2 separate regions of the Mus musculus genome follow, and region 1 is linked to region 2. The links are chromatin loops, found by intact Hi-C in ENCODE. Cell type or tissue: gastrocnemius. All regions are shown on one strand. Links, peaks and the distances in the headings refer to the core of each region. The heading gives the core; the rest is flanking DNA.

Region 1 (15,192 bases), core at 8,453-10,952, 56 kb before region 2:
TATAAAAGTTTTTCTTCTGTGATCAGGAGGTGCTAGGACAGTGAAATTGGGACAATTAAGAGCAACTTTTTATCTTGAATAGTAAGTTGCCACTTGAATATATAAACTATCTTATAGATTTTCTTTTTTCCTCTTCTAAAGTAATAAGGATTAAACCCAGGACATGTCAGTCAATTGCTCTGCCACAGAGATACATTCTCAACCAATTTCATAGACTTAGATTAATTTGAATGAATATTCATATTCAACTATTCTCAGAACTTGCATGAGGTGTACTTAAGGGATAAGGGACCAACCAATAAATTATATTGCATGTATAAGAAGGAAATAAGCAAATAATATGAAAAATGCAGACCATAACCTCTAACAAGAGATAAAGGAGACAAGAAGGAGCCCAAGTTAAGTATGAGGGAGAAAGGTATCCAAGGCAGATGGCACAATCCACAGGCCCTAATCCATACAGTAGGTCCTAATTCTGGAGCTATATATACTCAACAGTGTTATACTTTAATCAGAGTATAAGTGTGCACCAAGTAGAACTTGAGTATTTGTCTGGCAAAGAGGTAATCCCAATAAACTACTAATACAGAGCACCCTGGTGCTCTCTGCTGCTGTTGGAGTAACACTGGAGGGCCATATGCCAGGCACTCAATGAGTGCTTTACTTTAACTGGCTCTTCCCTGTAGTATAATGAATTAAATGAATCTTGATATTGTCATAAATAATAATGAGCCCATGAGTGGTCCTCTTGTTTTATTTCACAAATTACTTTTAATATCATGATGAAAATAATTATGAGTTATTATCTCATTGCCAAAAAACCCGTTTTTGTTGAGACAGAATCTCACTATAAAGTACTAGCTATCTTGAAACTCAGAGATCCACCTGTCTCTGCCTCCTGAGTGTTGGGATTTAAAATATACACCACCATGTCCAAGAGGTATTACACTTCCTCCCAGTCTACTAAGTGCCTCCTTTTGTTCTATTCCTTGCTCCTTTCTATACATGTGTAAGTCTCAAGAAATAACCAGAACCCTGAGTTTTATGTGCAAATGAACAACACATTTACTTTTGCTTATTTCAGAACTGCATTAAAGTAATGGCTTTAACTGGGGTGGTGAGATGTTTCATTGGGTAAAGGTGCCTGCAGCTAAGCCTAAAGACTTCACTGAATGAAAGATAAGCAATTCCTGCAAGTGTCCTCTGAATTCAACATGTAACATGGCATGTGTGTGTGCATATCTGAACACACAGAAAGCACAATGTAAAAAAGAAAAAAGAAAAAGAAAAGCATACATGTTACTATAGTCTTTAGAATTATTCTGACCTCACCCTCAAACTATCATTGCTATAATTAATCTATAATTCATCTATTATATATGATCAAATTCACATAATTTTTTCAGGGCTTGTTAATATTGTCTTATAGTAATTAATAATAGGAATTTTCTATCAATAAGAATTTGGATTATCTTTTACTTCTGATTATAATTTTAGTTATCTTAGTGGCTGAGAACAATTAAAATGTAGACTACCTCCATAGTTCCCAAAAATACCAAATACAAAGCCTACATAAGATCTATTATGCTTACATGAATGAACTCATTAAATCTTTACAATTCTAATCAAGTCAAATACTAGCTTTATTTCATTAGTAAAATAAAGTGAGTTGGGGATATAGTTCAGTTATAAACTACTGGCCTAGCATACACAAGATCCTAGTGTAGAGGGATTTTAATCCAGCAATATGGCTGGCTGCTCTGGTTGGAATACATACAAATACTTAGTATACATTATTAATAAAGGTAAAGTTAGATTGTAGACATATATTTGAAAGCAATGACTAATTGAGTGGCAGAAAAAGTGATGAATCAGAGAATGATCTGACAATAGGATATGCTCAACTCTCACAAGAAGAGAGGAAAGGAAGCTACTTGAGGGAGCAGTTCAAAGAGAGAGAGAAAAGAGGCGATTTTACCAGGAGAGTTTTACAGAGACAGGTTGAAGACAGAACAGACTAGACACCGATGAAGACAGAACAAGTCCAAGAACAAAAAGGAACCAGAAGATAAGAACATATTGCCAATGTTAGTTTAAAGCCAAGCAGAGCAATTCAGAGAAGTCAGATTGACTCTATCAGCTTGGAGAGGAGTTTGAGCCAGAACAGCTGAGTTGAACCAGCCAGTCAGAGCTCAGAAAGAACTAGAAAGGGTGAGCTTATTCAGCAGTAAGTCTCAGAGGCTGAAAACACTCTAGGCCTAAATAAGATTGTATGGAGACTGGAAGTCTCTAGGACTTGGCCTAGGTTAGCAGACAGAGGCAGGAAGCTTCAGAAACTACAATTACATCAGGGGAATAAAAGTTACTTTTACACATGGGTTCAACCCTCCCTCCCCCCAAACTCCCCCGCCAACAATGCAGATAAAGAAATAAAGATAATATATTACTTTTTCAAAGACACATTAGTAATGAGTGACAAAACTGATTCTTATCTCCAGAGTTTGCTTTAGAAGATCATGGGAGGGCTGGTGAGATGGCTCAGTGGGTAAGAGCACCCGACTGCTCTTCCGAAGGTCCGAAGTTCAAATCCCAGCAACCACATGGTGGCTCACAACCATCCGTAATGAGATCTGACTCCCTCTTCTGGAGTGTCTGAAGACAGCTACAGTGTACTTATATATAATAAAAATAAATAAATCTTTAGAAGATCATGGGAGAATCTGCAAATGTGCATTTCTAACAAAGTGGTACTGTGTGATGCTGCTAGTATGTGAATTAAGACATCAGTATCAAATGACCCTGTCACTATCTCCTACTGCTCTCACCCACAACTACAAAAGAAATCACTAAGAATGGTCACTTTCACTTTTCTTGTCCAAAGAAATGCCATCTTTTCTTCTTGTTTCGATGGACATGTTCCTATATATAGGTCTATATACACCTCTACTTGGAATGTATTCTATTTCCCCTCACTTACTTAATGTCTTTGCTCCTACAACAGCACCTTTTGTTTCATGGTAATTCTTCCCACGGAAGAAGGTTAGACTGGAGAGAGGGAGTGAGTTTCCAGTTAGGTAGGAAGATTATGTTCTAGCGGTCTACACAGTAACATGATGAGCACAACTAATATTATTGTATTGTATATTTTAAAGCTGCTAAAAGATTTTAAGTGTCACTACAAAAAAAGTGATAGATAAGCTATCATATATTTACATAGCAAAATACCACACTTACTCAATTATATGAAATTACTGTCAGTTTAAATTTTTTGATCTAGAAAGAATCACTTTCCATGAACAGATGTGTGTGTGTGTGCACACACACAAGTACTATATGTTAAACCTAACATAAAACTCTATTTATACCAATGTCTCCCAAATTTCAAGTTTGTTTCTCATTTCCTCACACTCACTCTAATCAGGTTGACCAGAACTGATTATCTAGGTCTCTAATTACTACCTTCATGAGGTCACATCCAGTGGTCTTGTCACATTGTACCTTTATGAAGGCATTATTATACATATAATCACTCTCCTTCAAATATTCTCATACAAGAGCAATCACTTCCTTGCTCCTTCTTCCTTCTCAGACTCCTTCCTGACCTTCTTTTCCCCAAAACTGCCCATCCAGCTCCGGCCTTTGAAAAGAAAGGGCCTCATATATTCCAGGGTGGCCACGAACTTACTATGTAGCCAAAGATCATCTTCAATTTCTGATTTTTTCCTACAATTTCCCAGTGCTGGTATTACAGATGTACAACACACCTGGCTTTCCATAGTATTTAATACTGATAACCCACATACAACCTGAATTCTGAATTTTAACCTCCAAATGTGTGCCTGCAACCCTCCTATTTTCTTTCTCTGCAGTAGTACCAGCATTGGCACAAACCAGGCTTAACACTTCATCTTTTCTTAAGTGGATCAGCACACTCTGTAGGTCTACGTCTCCATCTAATCTAGAGCCTACTGCCACTAGTTCTATGGCTTCCAGTCTTCTCCAAGCTGCCACCTTCACTAAATGACTATTCTCTACTCAAAATTACTGCTGCTTCTCTCATCTTCCCTCACTTCCCATCCCAGGGATTTTTTTTTTAAAGCTAAAAAGACAGTGGTGTTACTTTCCGATTAAGAACCATTCCCAAGGCATTTCAAATAAATGCTAAAGGCATAGCCTAAAAACCCACACCCAGAACCAGGGTAAAAGTACCTGTTGCCAAGCCTTGCAACCCGAGTTCAAGCCTTAAACCAAGAGGATATGAAGAAAGAGCCAACTCCCTCAAAGTGGCCTCTGACCTCAACACATTTTCCAAAGCACACATGTGCACCCAAACATGGAAGTGCTCACACACAAATTAAATAAGTGTTTGGGACACCTCTTACACTTCACCGTGTATCAGTATGACCATCACTCAACATACTTAACACTACTTATGTTTCTAAAATTTACCGAGAGCTATGTCCTCAAGGACTTGGAACTACATTGTCTACTAACATTCTTCCCCCAGTTAACTACTCTGGCTCACTTTTCCCACTTCAAGTAGGCCTTTCTATAAATGTTCTCCCCCCTAACATGTCTGACCATATTTCTAAAATAGCACATAAGGATCCTCCCATGCAAACATGCTCTTTTGCCCTGCTTTCTCTTCCACGTACTCGTAACTGGTATGTAATGCAAGTATATATTTTCTGTTGTTGTTGTTGTTATTTAACTGTCTCCTCCACTAAATCATAGGCTCAAAAGGACAAGGGATTCTAACCTAGCCAGTCAGTGCCCTGTGAATGAAAAACCTGATATACACAAGGAGTGGGGCCCACAAGGTTGATGGCTTTTGAGGAATGACACAGAAGGCTATCCTTCTATGTATCTAAACTCCAAATACACATGCAATCACGTACCCACACACATAAGGAAAAACAAAGAAAACAATCGAATAAAAATTCAAAACCAAAAGCGGCTGTGTCTGCTCAGGAGTGAGCATGAACAGCGCTGAGCATGAACGAGGTGCTCTGTAAGCAGCTACTGAGAGCCCGGGCACAGCTCGAGAGCAGTGCAGCTACCTCAAAAGACAAATTAGATGGCTGCATGAGAAACAATCACTCATTTTCTCCTTGCTAACATGCAACATGCCGTTTACATTTCTATGTCAGTACATAGTTAAAGATTACAATAACGTTTTAATTGCTGAAACTCATCTAAACAGCTAAGTCTCACATTAGGTAACAGTCTTATTTGTTTTTCTGAGACAGGGTCTCATACTGGTCTTGGCTATCCTGAAACTCCATATGTAGACAAGGCTGACTTCCAACGCACAGAGGTCTGCCTGCCTCTGCTGAGATTAAAGGCATGAGACACCACACCCAACATGTAGCTGTCTTTAACTGAGGGTTAAGTCCAAACTTTAGTATTCCTATGTGACCTACTGGTAAGTTACTCACGGCCCCCCCCCCCCCCGAGGGATAAAAAAAAAGCCAAAGTCAAATTCACAAACTTACCATTTTGCTTGGCCCACGGATGTAAGCATGAGCTTCTGACAAGTGCTTCATCAACTTTCCCTCCTGACATATTATCCATGAACTGACGCCCATGTTCTAAGGCGAGGCAGCAGTCACTACAACAGTCCCGCTCCTCAACACGCACCCAATTGCTACTTATACCCACTTTGGGAAAAGGATCTTGGTCTGCTGCTCCAAAGGGTGAAAATAAATTAGTGCATTGATCTTGTAGCAGTAATATTAATTCATCAGGCACCTTTTCAGATTCCTTCAGGCCTCCATTAACATTCTCCACAGAGGAAGCCCTGAGAGCTTCAAAACGTTTTTCTGCTTCTTTCCCACAGTCTGTGTTACGTCCTATGATGTCAAGTTCATCTTCAAGAAATAATCCTGAATTATTTCCAAATTTTCGGTTCATGACAGCACTGAAGCCACAGGTGCACCGATACTGTGCTTCTTGGGTTGGGTCTGGAATGTAAACTCCAACATCGGCACCCTTGATATTCATATTGCAGACACAAATACAGCAACTATCAAAATTACAGTCTTTAAACAAATTCATTACTGATTCTGAAAGGATGAGGTTTACATAAAGACTGTGCGCTTCAGGGATGGAAGGAACAGTTGCAGGTTCAACAGAATTGAGGGGTCGGCATGTAGATGGGGTGGAAGCTGGTGAATACAAGTCTGAATTCTCATACTTGACTGAACCTTGAGCACTAGCAGGCCCACCAGCCCCACGAGGGGTCCTTGGAGTCCTTGGAGTCCTTGGAGTTGGAAACCTAGGGGTGGATGGGGAAGGAAGAATTCCTGCACCACCATTACTAGGAGGTGCGCTGCTCGGAGGCATCCCAAAAGAAGCATGGGTTTGCGGTGTGTAGGCGGGGCCATAGTCCTGATCCAAATTACTGCCATCACTGTTGTCACCAGGGTAAAAAGAGGAACAAATGCATAAAAGAACACATTAATATATGGAACACAAAACAGCATCCTCCATACACTTCCAAGCAACACTGGACATTTCTATATGGTAATCATTACAAGATTACAGGGAGAAATAAGACTTATTTCAGGTTTACTGTGAGCACTATAAAGATTCTTGTGAGCTAACTAGAATCAAAAATAATAAGCAACCAGATTCAAGATTATAAAATGAAGCAGTGACTAGAACTATGGCTTGGGAGTTTAAAATATTTGCTGCATTTTGGGGGGCCATAGGTTCAGAGGTTTGGTTCCCAGGACCCATATCAGGAAGCTCATATCTGCCTATTAACTCCAGTTCCAAGGTGTCTTGATGTCCTCTGGTCTCTGTGGGCACCTACACATATGTAGTGCACATGAAGTCATGTAAGGATACACAAAGACTTAAAAAAATTCATGAAGCATCCACATCTGGACAACCATATTTACTATCTATAAATTTCTAATGCTACAAATATCCATACTTCATTGACTCTAATTGCTACTGATAGCAAAAAATAAATTCTGACTTTTGGGATGTTTGTGTTAGAAAGTGGTAATAGTGAATGTTTTGCTTTGATTTTTTGGTTTGTTTTTGTTTTCGATTTTCTGAGACAGGGTTTCTCTGTGTAGCACACCCTGGCTGCACTGGAACTCAATCTATAGACAAGACTGTCCTTAAACTTGATCATCTACCTCTGCTTCCTGAGTGCCACTATGTACCACCACTGCCCAGTTGGCCATAGTAATTATAAAAATGTGACTGGTAATAAAATGCAAAACTTTATCTGTTATGATGTGAAGTAATTGTAAAATGGCAGTATAAAAAAGAGGACAATTCAGAATCAAAGGCTAAAAGAAAAGGTACCTTGAAAATCAAAAATGGTCTATGGTTTCTGGTCTATGGTCTCAAAGAGTTAATCCATCTCTATTATCATTATGATAAACAAGAATCATTTTAAATTTATTTACTTAGGATTTCCAAAACCAATGTTCTATTTCCAGCATACCAGCTACTTCAAGAAAAACAAAAGCTGAGCTGCAGAAATGGCTCAATGGGTAAAAGTGCTTGCTGTGTAAGCTGAAGACATGAGTTCAGATTCTCAGATCCCATGTGATAAAGCTGAGCATGACTAACTAAACAAGCTATAATCCAGCACTTGGGAGGCAAAGACAGGCATATTCCAGGAAGCTGCTGGTCAGTCTGCTTCAACAAAACACCAAGTTTCAGATCCAATGAGAAACCATGTCTCAAGTGAGTAAACGGCAACACATGTGGCTCGTACTCATGCAGAGTCTCCAGTGCCGCCCTCTAACACACACGGGCACTCACACACACGCTCACACACACGCTCGCGCACACACACCCCACACAAGCAATCAGTATTATAATAACATCATCAATCATACCCCTCCTTGATGAATGGCATTGAAGGGCCTGAAGGAAGCAAGTCCAATTTTCCAACAGTCCAGCTCTGCCGGTAAACACACTCTTCTGGCAATTTGATAGGAGGCAGACAATGGCTTGGTAGAGTTTTTAAAGGTGCAAACATGGAACATCCTACTAGAACTTGACAATTTTCGGGCTTATAGACATAAGAAAAATCCTACAATATAAAGAACGGGGACTTTCAGTGCCTTATATTCCAGGGACAAAAACAAAGAAACAGAATCAAAGCGACTATCTTCTCTAGCCTGTTCTTTAAATGGACAAAAGTATAAATATTATCTGTTTTTATTCTTGAATGCATTTTACATAGTGGTCCCACAATTCCCTCCTCATATTTATTAGCCATAACACTAAAATCAACTGTGAAAAAATTCTTAAACACAGCAATTAATCCTATAAGAAAACACAGGGAGGAAATGACTTTTCTAGAAAATACTTACTTTAATTTCAGACGGTTTAGGGCTACAGAATCCTTCCTCGACCTCGATTCTGAACTGCGTTCCTACACTAGAGCTATTTCCTTCCAGGACAGTCCCTCCGGGTGCTGTGTCCACACTACCGTATTCTTTGTTATTCATATTCATTGGAGAGAAGCCCATAATGTGCTGTTCCAGTGAGGGTGGCGTGGGGTACATTTTGTGGAGGTCTGCAGTGCCTGTGTGTAGTACAACACCCATGTTAACAAACTAAAAGAGGTGAGTCTGTTTACAGTGAAGGAGTTTTGAAAGGAGTTAAGTTTTTAAGCCAAGCTGGAGCTCAGATTTGGGATGCTTACTTATGCAGGACAACGGATCCAGATTTCCTGTCTTTGATTCTTTGGAGCTGGCTTTATCATCTGATCCACTTGCTGACTTTTTAGATCCAGGCTATGGGGGGAAAAACATATTAATGTGAAACCCAAAGTGATCACACAGTATTATTCGCTTATATGTAAGTTAAAGGATTAAGTACTGGTCATCAAAAGTGGTTTTCTGAGTCTACGACAGAGCTAAATATCATACTAGACAGTTTACAGGTAGATCCATCACTGGAGTGCATTGGTAAGTCTTGGGATTAACAGAGAAAAGGGCATCCTCAGGAAAATAAGCAATAAACAAGTAAAAGGCAAGAAAGGTAAAATTAACACAATTCTTTTTTTAGCAAAAGATATTCAAAGAATCTGTCCCTTAATTTAAAAGATATTAAGATTTCCTAAATAATTAATAACTCCTCTTAATTCTTTAATTTTCACCTTGGTTTAATAAAGTTATTCTAGCAAAAATATTTTTACAGATCTAATACTGAGCATAAGTTCAGGGAAACTTCCTAACAAACCAAGTTTTAGCATCTCTCACCACCAACATTTTTTGGTGGATTGGATTGTTTGTTTTTTGAGATAGGTAAAGCCTTATATAACCTAAGTAGGCTTCTTGTTTTTATGTAGACAAAGCTGAGTTTGAACTCCCAACACTTTGGCCTCCTATCCCAAGACCGGGGTTTAAAGGCATGTGCAACCATATCCAGCTCTTACCAATGTTTTTAGAAGGAACGTTTGTTCCACGTCTTATGTTGAACACTTTGTAAGTAAAGCACACACATGACAAATTTTTTACCTCCAAAAAGCCACAGCTGCTGTCTGGGTGTTAGTAGAGACAAGATCTGTCTATATGGACCATATTCAAAGTTCTTTTCCTAGTGAAGCGTGCCCTAGTACACACTACACTGGAGGGTAAAGAGTGAATGTTCACATAGAGCTATATCTGACTTACCAATATCTGTAATAGATTTCATATGTTCAAACATGTGCAATAGATATCCTCACAGGATATATTATATAAGACAACAAACACCAAATATGCCAGTCAGGTCCTAAACTACTTTTAAGTAGATGGGAAAGGACTCCCTTTCATGACACTGTAGCACCCAATTAACTGCTAGACGACTGACATTCTAGGAAATCATTTAAAGTGTTTACTTTTTAAAAAAAAGATTTATTTATTTATTTATTATACGTATACAGTATTATACACTGTAGCTGTCTTTAGACACACCAGAAGAGGGCATCAGATCTCATTAAGGATGGTTGTGAGCCACTATGTGGTTGCTGGGATTTGAATTCAGGACCCTCAGAAGAGCAGTCAGTGCTCTTACCCACTGAGCCATCTTGCCAGCCCTAAAGTGTTTACTTTTATCTTCAACTTTCTCTGAAAACAGGTGTGAACGATGAAGTAGTATTTTCTGGTTTCTCCTTTACCATTTTCAAGACTATGTCTCGTAGTAACAGAAGTAAGGTCAAATAATTTGAGAAAAACTAGCATTTTTGGTTTTTTGGTTTTTTGAGACAGGGTTTCTCTGTGTAGCCCTGGCTGTCCTGGAACTCACTTTGTAGACCAGGCTGGCTTCAAACTCAGAAATCCACCTGCCTCTGCCTCCCGAGTGCTGGGATTAAAGGTGTGCACCACCACGCCCGGCTAAGAACTAGCATTTTTATGAAATTGGTAAGGTATAAAGTCCTAATGTTAATTACTTAAACATTCTCTAATTCAATTCCAGAGTCACCTCTCAAACTACAGGATCAAAGAACAGAAAAATCATTCTAAAGACTGAAGAAAAAAAAATTACATGGTAGAACTATGAAACTTGATCATCTATCTTTCAAACATACCCACATCAAGATTTACAGGAAACCATGTCAAGGTGACTTTAACATGAGAGTAAAAATCAATCAAATGTGTTTTATTATAAAATATTTCCTACTGTTCAGAGCTAAAACATAGTAATAAAGTCATAAATCACTTCCAAAACTCAAACTGTTATGAAATCAATGAAATTTAACTTAATCCTAATCATTAGTAGGATACTTACTGTTAATTCATCTTCATCAGAATTGAAGAGGTTATCAAGGTCAGTGTAAGACACAGCCAAATCTGAGTCATAAATCAAACTGGTTGATGGAGGACGGGCATGATTTGTAGGGCGTGGAGCATCTACATGTGACAATCAGAAAAAAATAAACTGAAAACTCAACTATTAGCCAAGTAGTATTCTGTTTAACTAAACAAGAGAGAAAACCTAATGTTCACAACAACTATGCAACACGATTATTCTAGTCACTAATTTAAAATCTGAAATTCTTTTCTCATAAATAAAGCTTCCCGAGGAAGCTCCAAAAGTTACATAATCTACACCATAGTTAAGCTCTGTAGAAAAGGTCATAAAAATACAAATGCCATTAGAATGATACTTAAAAACACATACTTTTCCTTTTTTGTGTGTGTTATGTGATGTGATTGAATATATGCAGATTCACAGGTACCTGCGCACATTATATGCATAATGTGGAAGCCAGAGGTTGACATGGGGCATCTGCCTTAGTTGCTTCCTAACTTATACATTAAGTATGGTCTCTCCTTTGAACCTAGAGCGCACTGATTCAATGAGTCCAGCTATCCAGCTTTCTCTGGGAACTCCCTAGCTCCTCTTCTCCGATGCTAGAATTTCAGGCAGGCTCCATCACACTTGCCTGACATTTATGTGGCTACTGAAGATCCCAACTTGCACTGTCATGCTTGTCCGGCAAACAATTTAAAAGCTAAGCCATCTATCCAGGCCTTTTTCATTTTGAAACAGATGGGATTTATTTAAGCAAATAAGGCTGCATGTAAATATCGTAATAAAGATGATAGAATCACAGAATATCAAGCTAATTATGTATGATGAATACATGTTAAGTATCTGTTAAAAAAAAGAAATATTTATAGATAATAATGGAGTATCACTACTTGTCTAAAGGCTTGGTATGTTTTTTTCCGTTATTGTGTGTGTGTGTGTGTGTGTGTGTGTATGTGTGTGTGTGTGTGTGTGTGTGTGTGTGTGTATAACTCTTAGTGGTTGAGAAGAATAGAGGAGAGAAAATAGAGGATACAAAATAGATACCAAAATAGAATTGGATAGAAGGAATAGGTTCTATTGCTTATAGCATAGAGGAGTGATTGTACTTCAGAATTTTGACCTATAATGATATAATAATTAAAAAAAAAAAAAACTAGGTAAGAGGGGCTTTAAGGCTCCTAATAAACTAAGTACAAAATACCCCGATTTGGCTAATTTATATGGGATACATGTAGTAAAACATACTATACTATCATTACATGTTTACTTTACGTCTAGCCCCTCCCCTGTTTTACTGGCCTATGCCTTTGACCTTTTTCCTTAATGCCAGTGCTATACTACTATTAGCTGTAGAGTATATTTTGAAGTCAAACAATATAATAAACCAATGGGGGAGGGGACAAGGATTCTTTGTGTGGCCCCAGCTGTCCTGAGACTCACTCTGTAGACCAGGCTGACTTTGAACTCAAGAGCCTGCCTCTGCTTCCCAGATGCTGCGAAAGATTAAAGGTGTGTGCCATCACATGGCTGAAAATCAACTTTTTATTGAGGAGAGGGGTAGTAAGACACTTACTGTGTGCACCAACTAATCTCAGACTCATGAACTCCTCTGTCAACTCCTGAGTGCTGTGACTACAGCCATATACCAAAATCCTGGCTCAGCACCTTGGTGAGTTTACTCAGTACCAAATTCTTTTGAGCCTCAATACAAAGTCCAGGATTTTTTTTTTTTTTACTTCATCTCTGTGCAACATGCCACTAGAAATTTGATAAAGACCCCTTCATCAAAGAATCTAAGATGTCACCCACCAATACTTAGAGCCACTAAGCTGCCTTATGAAAGACTACCTGCTCCTTCTTTACATAATTTTTTCCTTATTTTCATTTCTTTATTCTCAAAATATTAAAACAAAATATTGCCTTCAAAAACACATACCAAAAGATAAACTGTGCCTATTCAAAAGCTTAATGTAAATGATACATACTAACGTTTATAGTATGCTTAATGTCTGGTAATAACAAAAAAAACCAATCTTCGTGTTTTTATTCCAAAAAAAGTACTTATATGAAATGATACGTATTAAATAGCTTGATTAGCACACTAAAATATCCACAGAAAGCAACAAACTATGCATCATAAATATATATACATATGCTATATCATGTTTATCTATCTATCAATTTTTAAAATTAGATACCTTCTTCACACAGATACTTTCAAAGGACTCTTGACTACTATAGCTCTACAGTCTGAACATATAAATATGCTCGACTGCAAAGCAGTGGTAGCACACGCCTTTAATCCCAGGAGGCAGATCTCTGAGTTCAAGGCCAGCCAGGGTTACACAGAGAAACTGCTTCCAAAAAAACAAATAAAAAAAGCAAAACAAAACAAGAAGCTGAACTAATAGCATCAGAAAAGAATCCTTGGTTGGGTATGGAGCACATGGTACAATCCCAGTACTTGGGAAGCAGAGGCATGAGAAAAGACATTCAATGCAGTGCAGCCGCTACCAGATCGTGTGTTACATAGAAGCCAGCAAAGGCTGTACGCGGTCACATCACCAAAAAATGAAAAACAAAGCTAAAAGAACAACAACAAAAAGTAGAAGAAAAGAAAAAGTTCTCTGATACATTCAAGCCATGAGAAGAATCAGAAAGTTTTCTAAGCTTCATTTAAAAACTGAGCTCTGCAGACCAGGTACACACACCTGTAATCCCAGGGGCTCAGGTGCTCAAGAGCTCAGGAATGAGATCAGGTCGGACTACAAGAAAAGAAACTTAAAATAAAAGATCATCTACCCCAAAGTCCTAAATATTGAGTTTTCAGATCAGAAAACCTTAGGCTCTTATCTCACTACACAGACCTATTTCTAGCTATTAAAAAAAAAAAAAAAAAAAAAAAGGAAAACATTCCAACAATTTACACTTGATCTTCTTCTTTGTTGGTTTGGGTTTTCAAGACAGGGTTTTCTCTATGTAGCTCTGGGTGTCCTGAACTCACTCTGTACACCAGGATAGCTTGAACTCAAGAGATCTGCCTTCCTCTGTCTCCAGAGTGCTGGGATTAAAGACATGCACCACCATGCTCAATAATACTTAGTCTTAGCCAAAAATCAGTAAATATACATCTCAATTTCTAAGAAAATGCTATCATCTGAACTTGCTTCTTCAAATACAAGATAAACAATAAATCTAACCATACCATGAAATATACTGTGCAAAAAGGATTATTTAAAAATCCAACAGTGTCACATGAGGTTAGGCAGTACGTGTCTTTACCCAAAGAGCCATCTCACCAGCCCCAGATGAGTATTTTCATTGCCCATCCTTCATAAAGCTTTGACTTTTAAGCAATAGGTGCTTTTCCTAAATCACATAATCAAATCATCACTGGAATGAATGATTAGAAAGAAGTTTTACCTTGTTTAGAGGGACTAAATAATGACATAGCATCTTCTTCGTGTGATAACACTGTGACAGCAGATGTCCCATCTTCCACCTGAAACAGTGTTATAGATTGGGCAGTGCTATATATTTTACCAACAATAAAAACCTATCAATTCTTGAGTAGCTATGTGTCAAACATTCTTATAAATGTTCTAAATGCATTACCACCAATTCCTGTGTTGCTTTGGAGTCAGGAAGTTGCGTATAAAACAAGGTTTAATGTATCAAGCTTGCCCTCATATTTGTCATGTTCCTGCCTCAGTCTCTCATACACTAGACTAGAAAGCACACACCACTATATGGGGCTTGTTACTCTTTCTATTGTTTAGTTTGGTTCACTTGGGGTTTTTGTTTTGAGACGGGATCTCTGCCTGGCCAGGAACATGTCATGTAGACCAGGCTAGTCTCAGATTCAGGGAGATGTGCCTCAGCCTCTTGAGTGCTAGGACTAAACATGTATGCCATTACATTTAGCTATCACTAATTCTTAAAGTAAACAATCAGCGGTCTCACCTTACAAATCAATCATTTAATTCACAGGGATGCTAAGGAATCTGCCACAGAAATCATAGCTGATGGTGTAAACTGGAACTTTTGACATAGTATAGATTTCCCGAGTCTGTGTTGAGTTTAAATTGTGGATATACCCTTCCCAGACAGTACTGGTTTCATATTTAAAAAAAGATAAGACTAAGTAACTGGCATATAGTACAGCTAGATACAACTCTGTGAAATGAACTGCTTTGTAGTAAACACTGGATCATTTAATACATTTAGTTTTCAATGCTTATATTTTAGATTTACTGCCAAATTCTTAAGTTATTTATTGCCTAATATTAAAACTTTAATCATATGCATAATCTTAATTACAGTGTGTGTGTGTGTGTGTGTGCGTGTGTATCTATGCCACACCATGAGTATGAAGCTCAAAGAACAACTTAAAGGAGATGTCTCCCTCCATCACGT
Region 2 (15,192 bases), core at 5,856-8,355:
ACCAGACCTTCCCAAATCACTTTGTGAAACAGCATCAAGTACTACTGATACAAAATAAGCAAAAATTCAAAGTGTAGAATACAATTTACTCAGTCTATGTTTTCTGTCTATACATTAGCTAAACTTAATAGTAACCCAGAAATGTGTTAAATGGTGTGAGGCAGAAGAGAAGGTTAAATTTAACATGCACTGCGAAACCTGACTAGACACCAGACTCTTAGAACTGTCAAAATCATCAAAAAGGAGCAGGGAGGTTCCCCGAGAAACTGTCAAAGCCCAGAAGAGCAAAAAATAAGAGGGCAGGTAAATATCATTTGGCAGCCCAGGCCAGCTCCTAAAAACAACAGAACTAGGTGAAAATAAAGAAATCCAAGTGATTAGGTATTTTAGTATAACAATACTGATTTATGAGTTTTAGAAAGTCCATCATTCTGACATAGATATTAAGAATAAAAAAAAGTTAAGTAAGAGATGCACAGGCACTCTCTACTCTATCCTACCAAGATTTATATAAATCTAAAATTACCTCAAAGAAAATTATTCTTAAAAACAGCTGTAGATGAGACAGAGTAGATAAAGGGGCTACTCTGTGGTTTTGTTATTGAACACATCAGTGGGAAAAAAACAAACAGAGAATTCTAATCTTTACAAAAATGATTGCCTACCTTCTCCTCCTACCCCCTATAAGGAGGGCAATATTTCCATAATCACAAACATGTCAGTAACAAGAAGTAGTAGGTGTTGAACCAAACAGAGGGACACTGACTGAGAAGAGCAGGCCCAAGCCAAATTAACTAGCTGCTTAGTCACCACCTGGGTCCTTCCTGGTCCTCTTTCCTCACTGCTACACCTCCACTTGGAGCTCAGGACTGCCTCATGCAGCTGATGCCACCCCTACTGTCCAGCTGCTCTCTTCTCAAGGGAGCTTAAAAGAAGGGAACCGAGTGCCACAGATGGGAAGAAATGAAAAGGGGGTTAGCTAGAGCACAGAGGCGCACTAATTACCCCAAAAGGGAGGCAGACGGTGTCCCTGGAGCAAAAAAAAAAAAAAAAAAAAAAAAAAAAAAGGGCAAGATAAATATACTCCATCTGAAAAGACCTTATTATTCTTTAAGATAGTCTGATCTAAGTAACATTCTAAAGTAAACAACAGGTTAAAAAGAAGCTAAAACATTATATAAATACCACTGACTTTGTAAACCAAGAGTTCAGGGCTAGCTTTGAGACAGTGGACATGCTCACATGCTACTCAACAGTGTGTGTGCTCACTCTTTGGGTCACTTCCACTTTGATAAAAATATTTAGCTATTCAATAGCAGTCAGCAGACTCTGACAGCAACAAAATTTTGATTATATTCAAGGATCAGTATCTGTATTAGAGTGCAGGTATTGTCATTTTAAAATTATGCTAAAGGAGAAGGAAGGAGAAACTTTAAACTCTAACCAAGCTTTGCTTAAGAACACACTTCTGATGACCTCAAATCCAGAAGAAAAAAGCTACACAAAGTGTTTTAACAACATACATTGTTATTAAACAGCTCATATTCTATTTTAATAGACTTTTAACCTTCAAAACATTAGAATCACTATGGTAAAACTAAACACTATGTATTTAAACTTATCTTTGATTACACAAAATGTGTTCCATGGAAAGGTTTGTTCAAGGCTGTATAGAGTAGCACACAGCTGTAATACCAACCAGCACTGAGGCTGAGCTTGAGGGGGGCTTTGAATTCAAGGAACACCACAAGACTCCGTCTCAAATAATAAAGTGTATTCAGATGCTGTGCCAACTTTACCAAGAAGACTAAACTCTCATAGACTTAAGGTATTCATATAATTTCTTGTGGTATTGGGAGTTCAAAGCCAGGACCTTACTCAGGCTAGCCAAACACTCTGAGCACCATTATAGTTTTAACACTGACTGTGTTTGCTTAAACATTTCAATTTAACAACAGTGTCTAAACAGTCTATCAACATTTTAACAATGAGCCAGGGATAAAGGTCAACAGTAGAGCACTTGGTTAATATATACACATGGCCCAAGATTCAATACTTAGCACTTAAAAGAAAGTAAACAAACAAACAACCTACAAACACTTTAACTGAGGTGACTTCATGAATCATTTCAATGTTTAAAATAACTCTCACCTAAGTCAATGAAAGGAAAAGGAAGCTGTATGCTTAGCATTTAGTGCATGAAGCAGAAAGCACACCTTGCTAAAAGGCACGAAGGCTACTGATACACACTCAGACAACACAGTATGCATTTACAGATATACACTCATCTCTTTACTATCTAAAACTGTATAAGTCAAGTGTAGTAGCACACACCTTTGATCCTAGCATTGAGAAGTGGAGGCAGGAAAATCAGGACTTCAAAGCCCTAATGGACTATGTGTAACACTGTCTCAAAACAAGCAAAATCACAAACACATTATAATATTTAGAACTAAGAACTAGGTTCTTCAGTAACATTTCAGGAAAGCCAGAATGCTCTATCATAAAACAACTGCACCACTCTCAAAATGCTGAAGAATTCATTAAAAACAAAAGGTGACTTAAAAATATATAAAAGGCGCATTCTTAAACAAATGTTGACCTTAGAAAGTATTAGTTCAAGATAGAGCTATCTGGAGCCTAGTCTGATGGCACACATCTCTAATTCCAGCAGGAACCAGAAGGAATACGAGTTCAAAGGGCATAAAATGTGTTCCATGGAAAGGTTTGTTCAAGGCTGTACAGAGTAGCACACAGCTGTAATACCAACCAGGACTGAGGCTGAGCTTGAAGGGGGCTTTGAATTCAAGGCAACACAGACTCCGTCTCAAATAAAAAAGTGTATTCAGATGCTGTGCCAACTTTATCAAGAAGACTAAACCCTGTGAGTAAACTTAAGGTATTTATTTAAGTAAGGCTACATGATTTCTGGATTATATTTCATACAAAATAAAACAGATCCTACAGTTCAAAACCATAAACCACAGAAAACTAACTTTCATACAAGAAAGCTTTTTTTCAAAAGACCTAAGGAGCAGGAGAGATGGCTCGGGGATAGAGTAAAAACACTAGTCAGTCTCAGTTCGATTTCCAGAACCCACACAAAAAAACTAGATGTGGTGCATCTGTAATTCCAGCACCCCTACACCAAGAAGGGGAGCAGAGATAGGAGCAGTCAGAAACAAAGAGGGCCAGGTGGCCCGAAATAAGCTTCCTAAGGGCAAAACAATCAGTAAAACCCTGTCTCACCAAGATGGAAGAAGCAGGACTCCAAAAACGTTGTCCTCTGACCTCTACACAACATGGTGGCACACATATCTACACCCACACCTACACTCCCTGCTCACACAGAAAATTTTAAAGACCTTAAAAATTTTCAATTTAGCTGTCAAAACTCTTATCAAACTAGAACTTGGTTCCCTCCGAGAGTATCTAGTCAAAGATACACTTACACTGAGTTTAAAATAAACATAACCAGTAATTTTCATAAAGGGCTATAGTTTCTTTCTAAAGTATATTTGGCCCTAAAAGTCAAGAAAATAAAAAAAAAAGAAATATTGATGTGCTCATAATAAACCGTTTCTGTACAACCTTTCAGATAATGACCTTTGTCCTTTAAAAGTTAATGAGATGGCCCTTGTCCTTACTAATATACCCTTTGACGAAGCAGGGTCTAAAGACCCTCCCACCCCCCACCCCCCAAAAACAGCATATGCCTCCCCGAGTTAATACATAATCATAAATAATATTAAAATACAACTATACTTTTGAAAATCTATGCCAAACAAAGTTACATTTCTAGGCCTGCCCACGGGGTCAGACAAAAAAGAACACAGCAAACTAGACTCAAAGGTGAGTTACACTTGGCTTCAAGACTATTATATAACTGTAAAAATAACATGCTTCCAGATTCCATTTTTCTCAGGTTAATGAAAATGCTTTCCCTAGATACAAACTGCCTGTGAGAAATTACAGAAAGAAGCCGGGAGGTAGAGGAAGAAACTCAGTCAGAGTTCAAGTCTCCTGGAATCTACACAGGTAACTTAAGGAAACCAAAACAAAGATGGTGAAACAGAGCATGGCAACCCTCTTACAGATCCAGGCTGACAAGGCCGTCCACCACAGCAGAAGCACATTGGGAAAGTGTACAACATTGCTAAGGCACAGTTAAAAAGGATAAAGTGCTTTCACCTGATAAGTCATGGTGAATAAGGTCAGCAAAATTGGGATCTTTACCCCACCAAAATATCCACAATTCTCTTCTTCCAGGTCTTTGATCTCGCCGCCAAACACCAAGTACATCTGCCTTAAGGCATCGACTAAAACTGCTCAAAATGGGGTCTTCTTCTGTCACCGGAAACAGAATAGGGGCGGAAGTTGGGCCTTGCCATACATATCTTTTCCACTTAATTCCTGTCAAGTCGGCCTGAAGGAAAAGAAAGCAAAATATCTATATTATTGTTCATTCACTCTAAGTAATAAATATTTGTTATTAAGTATAATAATATAAGTATACTATTTATATATTTATATATAAAATATATATTCACTATAAAGTCCTTGATTTCATTAAAACATCACTATTTTTAATGCATGCTTAAGTACCTAAAGATATGACCAAAATAAACAACCAAACAAACCAAAAACACCACAGCAAAGAATTCTAATGTTTCAACCAACAAGAGCTTAAGGAAAAGAACACAAAACTGTTACATAAATTATCAAAGATGTCACTGAGTAGCAAGTCTACAATAAATGCAACATATCCAGAGCTGACCAATGAGACAATGATGCTAAGCCTGCACAGTAAGTCTAGCCTCCTCCTCTGTCCTACAGTCCTCTCTGTCAGTCACATTTGATCCTTGGTGAACTGGAAAGTAAAGACTCTCATTCCAGGTTTGTAAGAAGTCATGGCTCTAATACGAAAACCATCTGAATTTTTTTTTTCTTAAGGAAAAAAAAAAAAAGCCTGTTAATTCTCCACAAGCACACAGCTCCAAGGAAAGAACCACTTCCAAAGAGCTGTCAGATTTGTGCTAATCTAGCTTCAAAAAAAAAAAAAAAAAAAAAAACCCAAAGTGCCAAAAATAGATCCAGTTGGGGAAGACAGAAACGTTAAACCTGCTGTACATCTTACTACATGTGACGAGATGCTGATTAATGGACATGTCAAGAAAACCAGTCTAATCTGTAAGACGTAAGTGTGCTGAAGATCCCCATTTACCACATCGTGAAAGAGATTCAACAAAGGAAATTCAGTAATTCCTTATTCTAACTTAGTGACAGAAAGCATAAGGTGCCAAAAATGAAACTGCTGATACATGACTGGCAGTTTATGCTTGCCAACTAGTTATGCTCCACCCACTTAATTCACTTACCTATGATAGACTTAATATTTCTCAGAGCACACGAAAAATGAAAAAAGTCACTCTAACTTAGTCATTCAGGAAGCTCGGCTATCGTTTAATTCAGGACTAGATATTTGCAACAGTTGGTACTTTTGACAAAAGTCTTAACTCTTGAGTGTTATCCGATTTGGGCCGACCTACATACACGTACTAGAACATCCCTAATTCCAGCTGCCCCAGACTTTTCAGTTCAATAAAAGGAACAGCCAGCTCAAAACATTCTTAAAACGTAAGCAAAACAGACAAATATAGAACGTTTAGTGCGAAACCACAGTACCTCCTCCACTTGCCCCTCCACTCTCACAAAAACATAATGTTCTAATAAAAGCAAGATGGCTAGAAATTGTCAAAATGGCAAAATGTTTTCAAAGTTTAAAAAGAAAACATATGAACCGGCACACACTGTTTTTACACAAAGATCTGAAGTCACCCATAAGGACACTACCCCTGTATTAGTTTAACTTACAAAACGAAGAGGGTTTTAATACGTAAGTTTTTGGGGGGGTCCTGTTTAAGAGAAGCCCACTTACAAGGGAAAAGCGAGCTTAAAGGCAGTCGAGCAGGGGCAATCGTGGAAAGTGTGGAAAAGGGATACACTGTTCGATACAAGGGGCGGGGGGCGGGGAGGCGGGGAAGCAAGAAGCACACAAGAAAATATTACTATCCGGGCAGATAAGCAGCCCAAGTTAAGGAAAAGACTAGGATGGGGAAAAGAGTCCAAAACAAGACAGGAGGAGGAGAAAGACCGAGGGGGTGGGGGGAAAGACAAGCCTCTTCCCAGCAGAGCCCCGGTCGGTAGGTGAGCGGACGCTGCCTCCCGGGGCGGCCGCAGAGCCTCGGAGGAGGCCGACTCCGGCGGGGCCTAGCCGGGGGACACCGGCATCTGGATGCGACCCAGACCCCCTCCCCCACGGCCCAAGGGCGCACGGCGCGGCCCCCTCCCCCACCGCCCGCGGCCCCCGCACTCACCAGGCAGAAGAGGTTACAGTGACAATCTTCCAGGCTGGCCCCGTTCGACACGAAGGAGGAACTCATCGTCCCTCACAGCAGCCGCCGCCGGCGCCACAACCCACCATCCGCCATTACCGCCGCCTCCGACCAGAGAGAGAAACACAGACACCGGGGAGGGCGGGGGGCGGTGGGGAGGAGGCCGCCGGGCCGCCCGCCCTCCCCGCCGCCCCCCGGCGCCGCCGCGGCCCCCGCCGCCCGGAGGCACCCAGCCGCCCGGGGCCGAGGCCGCAGGCGGGAGGGCCGCGCCGCGCTCGGCCGGCCGCCGGGACTGCGGAGCCCGCGGACGCGCGTCCCTCTCCGGAGAGGAGGGGAAGGGATGTCTGTCCCTTCCACCAGAAAAATAAAAAAAGATTTAAAAGAAGAAAAGAGAAAAAAAAACGAAAAACAAAAAAATAATAATAACAATCAGGTACACGATAAATAGTCAGAGCCCGAGTCCGAGCGGGCCGAGCCCAGAAGCCCGGGAGGGTTCTCCGCGGCCCGGGGACGCCCGCGGAGGGGCGGGAAGGGCGAGGACCGGCAGAGCACCCCGGGCCCCCGGCCCGGCAGCGGCGATGTCCTTAAGCCCAGAGTCTCCTCAGCGGCGGAGGTGGTGGCGGCGTCTGTGGGCTCAGTCCATTCTCCGGCTGTGTCCTCGTGTTGTCCCTGGGCCAAGCCTGCCTAACGTCTGCTCTCCTGCCGCCTCACCGCCTGGACGCCGTAGTCTCCCCCATTTTGTGGGCCCAGCGGGCGGTGTTTTTCCCCCTTTAATCCGAATTCACGGGTTTTCCCTTCGCTTTAATGGCGGCCACAGGGACCAGCTCGCCCTCTCTGCTCGCCCATTGGCCGCCGCGAGGTCACGTGGGCCGGGCTCCGTAGGGAGGGGGGAGAGAGAAGGCGGTGAGGGAGGGCAGGGAAGCTTTCGGAGCCCCGGGGACCGGGCGGCCAGCTGGTGGCTACTAACATGGCGCCATCTGCTGGATGCCCCGGTTAAGATGACCCGAGTCTTGGCCCTAGCTTTCTGCTGGCTGGGGAAAGTGCAGCAGCGCAGGAAGGTTCACTTCAAAATCGAGAATTACTTGGAAATCAGTTCAAATTCTTTGGAAGAGAAAGTTGGCAAAAAAAAAAAAAAAAGAGAGAGAGAGAGAGAAAAAGAAAAAAGAAAAGAAAAAGAAAGACGTTCCAATGCATTCTCATTCACTCCATAAGGCCGCCGGGGTACATCGCAGAACTCTAGGGCTAAAGAATGAGAGCTGGATAGACACCAGCCTCGCCCTCTCTTTTTAAGTTATAATAAAGAGGTAAAAAAAATGAAACGATATGGTCTTGTGGTTAATGAACTAGAAATAAAGTCCTGCTGTTCAGGATTCGAAGCTGGAGCCAGTCTTTTACCTCTTTGTGACTCAGTTTCCTCATCTGTAAAATGAGGAAAACAAATGTTATGTTTGTTATATGATGCATGAATACAACCTGAGCACTAGCCTCGTGCCTGCGCCCGATAAGCAGTGTAAGGCATGCATTACTATACTTCCATCCTTCCTTTCTGTGGTTACTTTGAGAAACACGTGAACTCTGAGAGTGAGAATCAGGAGAACTGACCCTTTGTTGCTATAGCTGTCCAGTGCCTTAAAATGTTCTAGCACACAGTAGGTACTTGATATTTGAAAACTTAGAAATGAATAAGAAAAACCATGTATGATGTTAAATCCCTTCCCAAACAATTATTCTGGGCTGGATTACTCTTCAGTGAAGAGTTCAAAACATTTTCCATGCAAACTTTAAAAGGATTCTAGGAGGAGACGAGGGAGGAATCGGGAAAGATTAAGAGATAATGATACCAGGAGTAAAGACACAAGCTTTTAATCCCAGCTCTGGAGAGGCAGGGGGAATCTCTGAGTTTGAAGCCATTCTGGTCCACAAAGGAAGCTCCATGCTAGCCTAGGCTACATAGTAACACCCTGTCTCAAGAAGAAAAGAAGAGACAACAGTTAGGAGCTATCAGAACTTTAAGTCACAATTATCTCTGTAAAATAGTAGACTCTTCTAGCTTACTTTTTTAGCCATAAAATGAAAAGTATTCTTCACCACCTCTTTGTCCACCTTAGTGCTGATTAAGGTCCTCAAGCCAAAAACTTGCAGAGAAAGTTCTGCTGCTTGCCAGTGGACCTTAGATCAAATCTGACCCTAAATCAAATTAGTTTATCATAAATCAAGGATAATCAGAGTAGTTTTCTCCTAAAGTGTTTGATGAAATAATGTTGATCATAAGTACTGGTCCCATTGCTTCCTTAATCACATGAATGTTAACCATTAAAATGATTTTCTAAATCATGACCAAGTGGTAGCACACATCTGCAGTCCCGTACTTGGGAGGCTAAGACGGGAAGACTGAGGGTTCGAGACCAGACTCGGGTAGTGGCAAGACTTTTCCTCCAATAGAAAAGAAAAATAATTTTTTGAGTATGTGCCTGTTCCTCGGGATTTCTGGAGAAGCAATTCCTACAGAATAAGAGAAAAGGCAGTGACCTGAATAAGGCAGGCATCAAGTGTGACACACTAGGAGCGCTGGAGGAGGAGTTTCCAAGTTGAGAGGGCGTCAAGTAGGCAGCATCTGAAATCAGATTTGAAGGATAGAATGAATTCTTATAAAGCTCTTTGAAGCAGTTAAATCTTATTAAGCCCAATTCAGATCCAAAGGCCACATATCAAAGTCAATTATACAACCAGGACTAATTCAATCCAGGAGCTCAAATCAACTAAGGTCGGTATCCTTTATAACTGAGTGCCAGCACCAGGAGTCAGGGATCCCAAGACTCAGTGAGGCAAAGGCTCCTTCACTCATCTCTCCTTCTCTGAGAGAATCCTCACATACCTGTTCTGTTCTCTTCCTCAACTTGAAATGTCCTCTCCCACTCCTTTTCTAATGTATATCCATCCTCCTTAATTTTTCCCTCCCCCCACCCCACCCTCCCTTCCTCCTCTTCCCCCTCTCAGACACACATATACATACCTTAGGAATTCAGGGGCAGGTAGAATTTGCCTGACATCTACCACGTAGGAAGTAACATTTGATTGAACTTTCATTTGAATGTCAATCTTCTCCAAAAGAGAGGAGAATCTGACAACAAAAAAAGACTTCTCAAGAAGGAAAGAACTCTGGGACCAAGGGGGATGGGGCAGGGGTGACAGCAGAAGAGACTGAGAAGGGGAATGAAGCGGAGCAGTGGAGGACTAAGATCCCAGCAGAGAGAGGGATGGAAACCTAGGGAGAAAGAGAAAACGGGGCCAGCATCACTCTCAGAGAGCATCTTGGGAACCACCTACATTGTGTTAAGATGACATTTTGTGTGAGCTAAAGAGAAACAAAAATAGAAACTTTAGGAAACAGTGATGTGTCAATGTAGGTTCATCAATTGCTTTTTTTAAAATAGTATATATATATATACTATTTTAAAAACCCTATGTATTTATATATATATATATATATACTCAAAAGGCTGAGGCAGGAGAATCATGAGTGAGCTTGAGACCTGCCTGAGCTACATAGCAAGACCTTGAATGAATGAATGAATGAATGAATAAATGGATGGATGAATAAATAAATAAATAAATAAGCAAACAAACAAATCTTCCCGTTTTTCTCTATAATCTTTTTCTATAGGGTTCAGATTACATTGTTGTTGTACATTATACAGTTTACACAGCACATAGTGTATGTGTGTGTGTATGTGTGTAAGAACATGCAAGAATAAGATGGAGAAGATACTAGATATGACATCTGGACAGTTGGACCAAATGCAGTCAAAACTATTCCTTCTTGCCTCACAATTCCAATTGACTCATTTATAAAATGGGTTTGTAAAATGGCACCAGCTGTGAGAGTTGTTGCAGTGACTAAGAGAGAGGAAAAAATACCTAACAGTAGCCCAGTAGGAATTTCAAAATGACTTTGAGAGGTAGCCTTGGGTCAATAATTACTGGCTATCTTCTCTTTGAAATACAGATCCACTCAGTGATCTCTGCACCTAAAACCATTCTGTAAGTCTTTTGGGTTTTCAGGAACTCCATTCTGTATGGAATGTCAGAGGCTCTGGCCTGTGGACTCCTTACTTGATATAGCGAAGTCCAGGAAAGGGCAGCATTTGACCTTAGGATTAATCCTCTACCCATGATTCTGGAAAAAAAAGCCAAGTCTAGAGTAGCGCTAGCCAATAGAAATGAAACAAAGCCAAATAAATCCTATAATTTCAATTACTGTTTGTTAGACATATTAAAATCTTTGGCCAATATATCAGAAACTATATCATTTTACATGTAGTTCATATAAAATATATTCATATAGCTATCCCTTTTTTAAAAGTTGTTTTTAGCCAAACCTTCCAAAATCCATGTTTGTTTGTTTTTCCCAAAGAATATTCCAATCCAGACCAGCCACATTTCAAGGGCCCAATAGCTAAACGTGACTAAGGGCTACTGTGTTGGGTAATACAAGTTTAGAGTCAAAAGCTGAAAGCAAAGAAGGAACCAATTAAGCCCTAGAGAGAGTGATCTTCAGCCTAGAGACAGTATTGATTTTTCTTAAGGTCATGTTAATGGTTTAATGTTGTACTTAATTCAATAGAAAGAAGGACTAAGAAGTTACACAGCATTTCAGTCAGGGAATGTGAATATACAAAGGTGGGGGAACAAAGCAAATGAAATCAGCCAGCTCAGAAAAGAAGAAAACATTGTCTTTCCATCTATGAAAAACCTAAATTGCTACTTTTCTTGAAAGTATAACAACTATGCTCAGCCTCAAGTTTTCTATCAAATGTTTCATTTTAGCATGAACTTTGAAATCAACCCTTCCTAATTCCATTACTTTGAAATTAGGTTAGCAAACCTTTATTAGCAAAACCTCAGTACTGTCTCCTTCCAGGTCTTTATTCCAGTCAAATTACCTGACTGACTGGATCTCCTGTTCTTACAAAGGGATGAAGAGATTGGGCTAAATGGCCACTCCCACTAACACCTAATATGTGACAGGCAGTACATATCAGACAGGGTTCTTGTAACTGTGCACCTAGCTTCTGAGGTATTCTATTATTCCACTTTTCTAGATTGAAATGTTGAGATATAGAATAGCTTCCCTGTGCCCACAGCAGCCTCTGAAACAGGCTAAGGGGCCTAATATATCACAAAGGCTCTGAGAAACGTCTTGGAGGGACAGTTGAAACAAAATCTTGAAGGATGAGTTAGTTGGGTTGAGCCAAGAAAGGTGGGGGAGGGGGAAAATCCCAGAAGAAGAAAGGGGAAAAAAGAGGGGCTGGACAGTTTGTTTGGTTAGAGAAGAAATCCTGAGTCTTTTGTTGTTGTTGTTTTGTTTGTTTGTTTTTGTTTTTTGAGACAGGGTTTCTCTGTGTAGCCCTGGCTGTCCTGGAACTCACTTTGTAGACCAGGCTGGCCTCGAACTCAGAAATCCACCTGCCTCTGCCTCCTAAGTGCTGAGATTAAAGGCGTGTGCCACCACGCCCGGCTGAAATCCTGGGTCTTAATCATAAAGAGTTTGCTTCTTTTCCAGAAAAGATTAAATAAGATTGTGACAAGCTAAGATTTGTTTTCAGAAACAAACTTCCAGGAGACTTGTTGGGGGCATGGTGGCAATTCAGGCAGGAAGAGGAGAGGAGAGGACTGACCCAAGTTAAAGGAGCTTGTCTACAAACACCCTTTCTGTTTCCCATTTACCCCCACTGTCATTTATCCCATCAGCAGGGAACCTGAGAAAACAGAGGGAATCACTGCTGACCACGCTTTTCTTCTTTGAGGTGATTTTTTTTTTTTTTTCTGAGTGGCCAAAGCTAAAAGAGAAGACAAATGTAATTCTTTGAGCCTACTCCTCATGCAGGACAGGAGGAGGAGGAAAAGAAGGAGGAGGAAGAGGAGGAGAGAAATACCAGGCAGGAGTTTGGTCTCACAGGATCATTATTCCTGCCCAGATACAAACTAGTTTGCAATCTCGTTATTCTCTTTCCTCAAGAAAAAGTTCAAGGAAGTTCAAAACATATGACAACCAAGAAAAGTTTATTCTACAATCTCTTGGTTTCACCATAAGCTTATAGGACAGCTTATTTGATGGTCATAGAAAGGAAAATACCTATTACAGCTTTTCAACCCCTGGCTTTGACATTCATTCATTCTCTTACCATGCTCTGGTATTTACTAAGTGGTGTGTGATGGGCCAATGAATGACAGTGAATCAGAAGCAGACCAGACTCTTTTTTTTTAAAGATTTATTTATTTTATGTATATGAGTACACTGTAGCTGTACAGATGGTTGTGAGCCACCATGTGGTTGCTGGGACTTGAACTCAGGACCTTCAGAAGAGCAGTCAGTGCTCTTAACTGCTGAGCCATATCTCCAGCCCCAGACCAGACTCTTAAAATAGTTATTATGTCTCATACAATAAACACCTTTACAATCGTGTTTTCAAATGGTTTAAATGGCTGAGGATCAAGTGTGATGGTACTTAGAGAAGAGGGGTGCTACCCTAGGTACTAAGGAAGAAATAACTCAAAAAGAACTTTGTGTTTCTCTTAGGACTTCTTCACTGATGAATAGGACTTGGGCATGCCCTGCTTTTTAGGATGAAGAATTTAGATCGTGTTCTTCCAGCTGGAGTTTGAGGTCAGAGTTCTGAAAACTACTATTGGGAATTTTACTGAAAGTGGTGGTAGTGGGGGGGGGGAATCTTGGTTGCTGAAAATCTGTCTATTCACCCTCGCTTCTACCTTCTCCTTTGCTGTGCTAGACTGCTCCTTGCAGACAGCAAGCATCAGGCTTCCTCACTAATTCCTTTGTGGTTTGATTTGGAATCAGGTTGTGTGATGGTACATGCCTGGAATCACAGCACCTGGAAGGCTGAGGCAGGAGGATCAGGAATTTAAGATCATCTTCTACTACATAGCCAGTTTAAGGGCAGCCTGATCCACCTGAGATGATCTCAGAGAAGAAAAGAAAAGACCCTCTGTGCTGCCTGCTTGGCTGTCTTGGCTCCTAAACGTACATCCATCCATCTATTGGTTTGGTTTGGTTTGGTTTGGTTTGGTTGTTGCTGCTGCTGCTGCTGTATAGAAATGGCATGGAAACATACCAGCGTAGAACAAACATGGTATTACCTCACATAGTTCCTGGGAGTTAGTAACAGAGGGTGGCTGGCTTAGCCAGGTGCTTCTGGCTCACATTCTCTCATAAGGTTGTCAAGATGTTGGTTAGAGCTAGAGTAGGGTTAAAGATCTCACTTCCGGGTTCACTCCTACAGCCACTGGCAGCAACAGTTCCTGCCCAGCTGTTTTCTGCCAAGTGGTCTTCTGAGACTATGCAGTACACACAGCTAACTTCTCCAACAAGGAGTAATCCAAGATTGGGAGCGGGGGTTGGGGGATGAGGAGGATGGGAGAGATCCATACGGAAGCCAGTTTTTCACAACCTAATCTCAGAAGCAACATACCATCACTTCTGCCACGAGCTGTTGGTCACACAGACCAACTGTAGTAAAGAGTAGGAAGGAATCACACAAGGGTATGAATATCAGGAAGCAGAAATAACTAGAAATGAACTGTCTTAGAAACTAGCTGCTATCTTGGAGACTAGCAACTAGGCATACCTTCTGGTCCCAAGTGATTCATGTCTGTTTTACATGTAAAAAGCATACACTCCCTCCACCAAGTTAACAGAACTATCATCACATTCTAGCATTAGTTGGAAGTTTATCTAGCATCTCAACATCTAAGTTAAGTTCAGGCAGAACTGAGGCTTCTCGGATGCAGTTCCTTAAGTACAACTCCTTGAGAACAGTTCCTGGGTATCTGTGAAACAGAGATAACTATGCCACTGAGTCAAGAGTAACAATAAAATGGTTGTACACCTTCCTGTCCCAAAGTAGGAAAATGGCAGGTCACAATGGTGAACATCTGTAATGCCAACACTTAGGTGGAGGCAAAAGGAGGGTAGCCTGAGATACTTAGATAGTTTGAGGCCAGCCTAGGCTATATGAGATCCTGTCTCAAACAAAACTAAATATATATATATATATATATATATATATATATATATATATATATATATTACTATCTAACATTGTCCTCATAACTGTTGTCCAAATTCCAAGTTCATATCTGCGTATAAGGATTTTGCTACAACAGAACACCAGTAACAGAAGTCAGTCGTGCTACATAGTTCTGTCTAAAAAGATACTTTGAAACTTGGTAGAGTTTCAAACAACGATTGTCAATTATTTCATATAATTTCTGAGAACTGAGAATCTAAGATGTGGATTGGCCAGGTGGTTCTAGATGAGAGTTTCTCACAAGATTGCATCAGACATGGCCAGACACAATACACTCATATACCCAGATATCACTCAGTAGCCCCTAGTAGGTACATTTATTAGTTATGTATTAATAATTGTGTTCCTTATGTCAGTTAGGGCTATGGTTATCTCCAGGTCCAATTAGGGCTGAGACTCTTCTTACCCAAGACAAGCAGAAAGAAGAATATGTCCGTGTCTGGTATATTCCTGGTGTAGACTTTCTGAATCAATCACCTTCCTTTTCCACCTCCCTTACTCCTTTCAGTCCTGGAAGTGGCATCTCCCTCAAGCCACACATCCTGGGATGTCCCATCAGTCTAATGCCACCATTCAAACGCCTCCTGTGTTTTATTTTGTTTTGTTTTTTTAAGGCATTTATAATTGTGAGTGTGGATGTGAGTATGTGTGAGTGTGTGTCTGTGAGTGTGTGTGGGTGTGGGTGTGGG

Evidence for each region. Hi-C counts contacts between places; a loop is a spot of excess contacts. Peaks named below come from ENCODE experiments on the same cell type or tissue, not always from the same donor. Only the 100,000 strongest peaks of a DNase experiment are listed, where the experiment ranks them.
Region 1: a loop joins it to region 2, with 2.6 times the contacts of the local background. A loop is called at or near these places in 9 of 42 quality-filtered maps.

The regions. Positions count from the first base shown.
Region 1 is chr11:86,292,785-86,307,976 of GRCm38, forward strand. Med13 (mediator complex subunit 13) reads right to left here. Exons shown (of 30, transcript NM_001080931.2): 11 at 14,200-14,278; 12 at 10,750-10,871; 13 at 8,681-8,771; 14 at 8,346-8,560; 15 at 7,866-8,062; 16 at 5,496-6,412. It overlaps Brip1os (BRCA1 interacting protein C-terminal helicase 1, opposite strand), which reads left to right. Exons shown (of 7, transcript NR_130959.1): 7 at 10,438-11,659. Among named protein-coding and RNA genes, the nearest start is that of n-TQttg2, 38 kb to the left of the region's middle. In gastrocnemius, for the core only: no CTCF peak of the experiment used is centred there; no DNase peak of the experiment used is centred there.
Region 2 is chr11:86,351,083-86,366,274 of GRCm38, forward strand. It overlaps Med13 (mediator complex subunit 13), which reads right to left and starts at 6,514. Exons shown (of 30, transcript NM_001080931.2): 1 at 6,378-6,514; 2 at 4,192-4,426. The coding sequence starts at 6,443. It overlaps Gm38937 (a long non-coding RNA gene), which reads right to left. Exons shown (of 3, transcript XR_880098.1): 2 at 9,409-9,516; 3 at 8,930-9,009. In gastrocnemius, for the core only: a CTCF peak has its summit at 7,368 (motif pointing left); DNase peaks (open chromatin) are centred at 6,401 and 7,299; H3K4me3 peaks cover 1,503 bases; H3K27ac peaks cover 1,459 bases.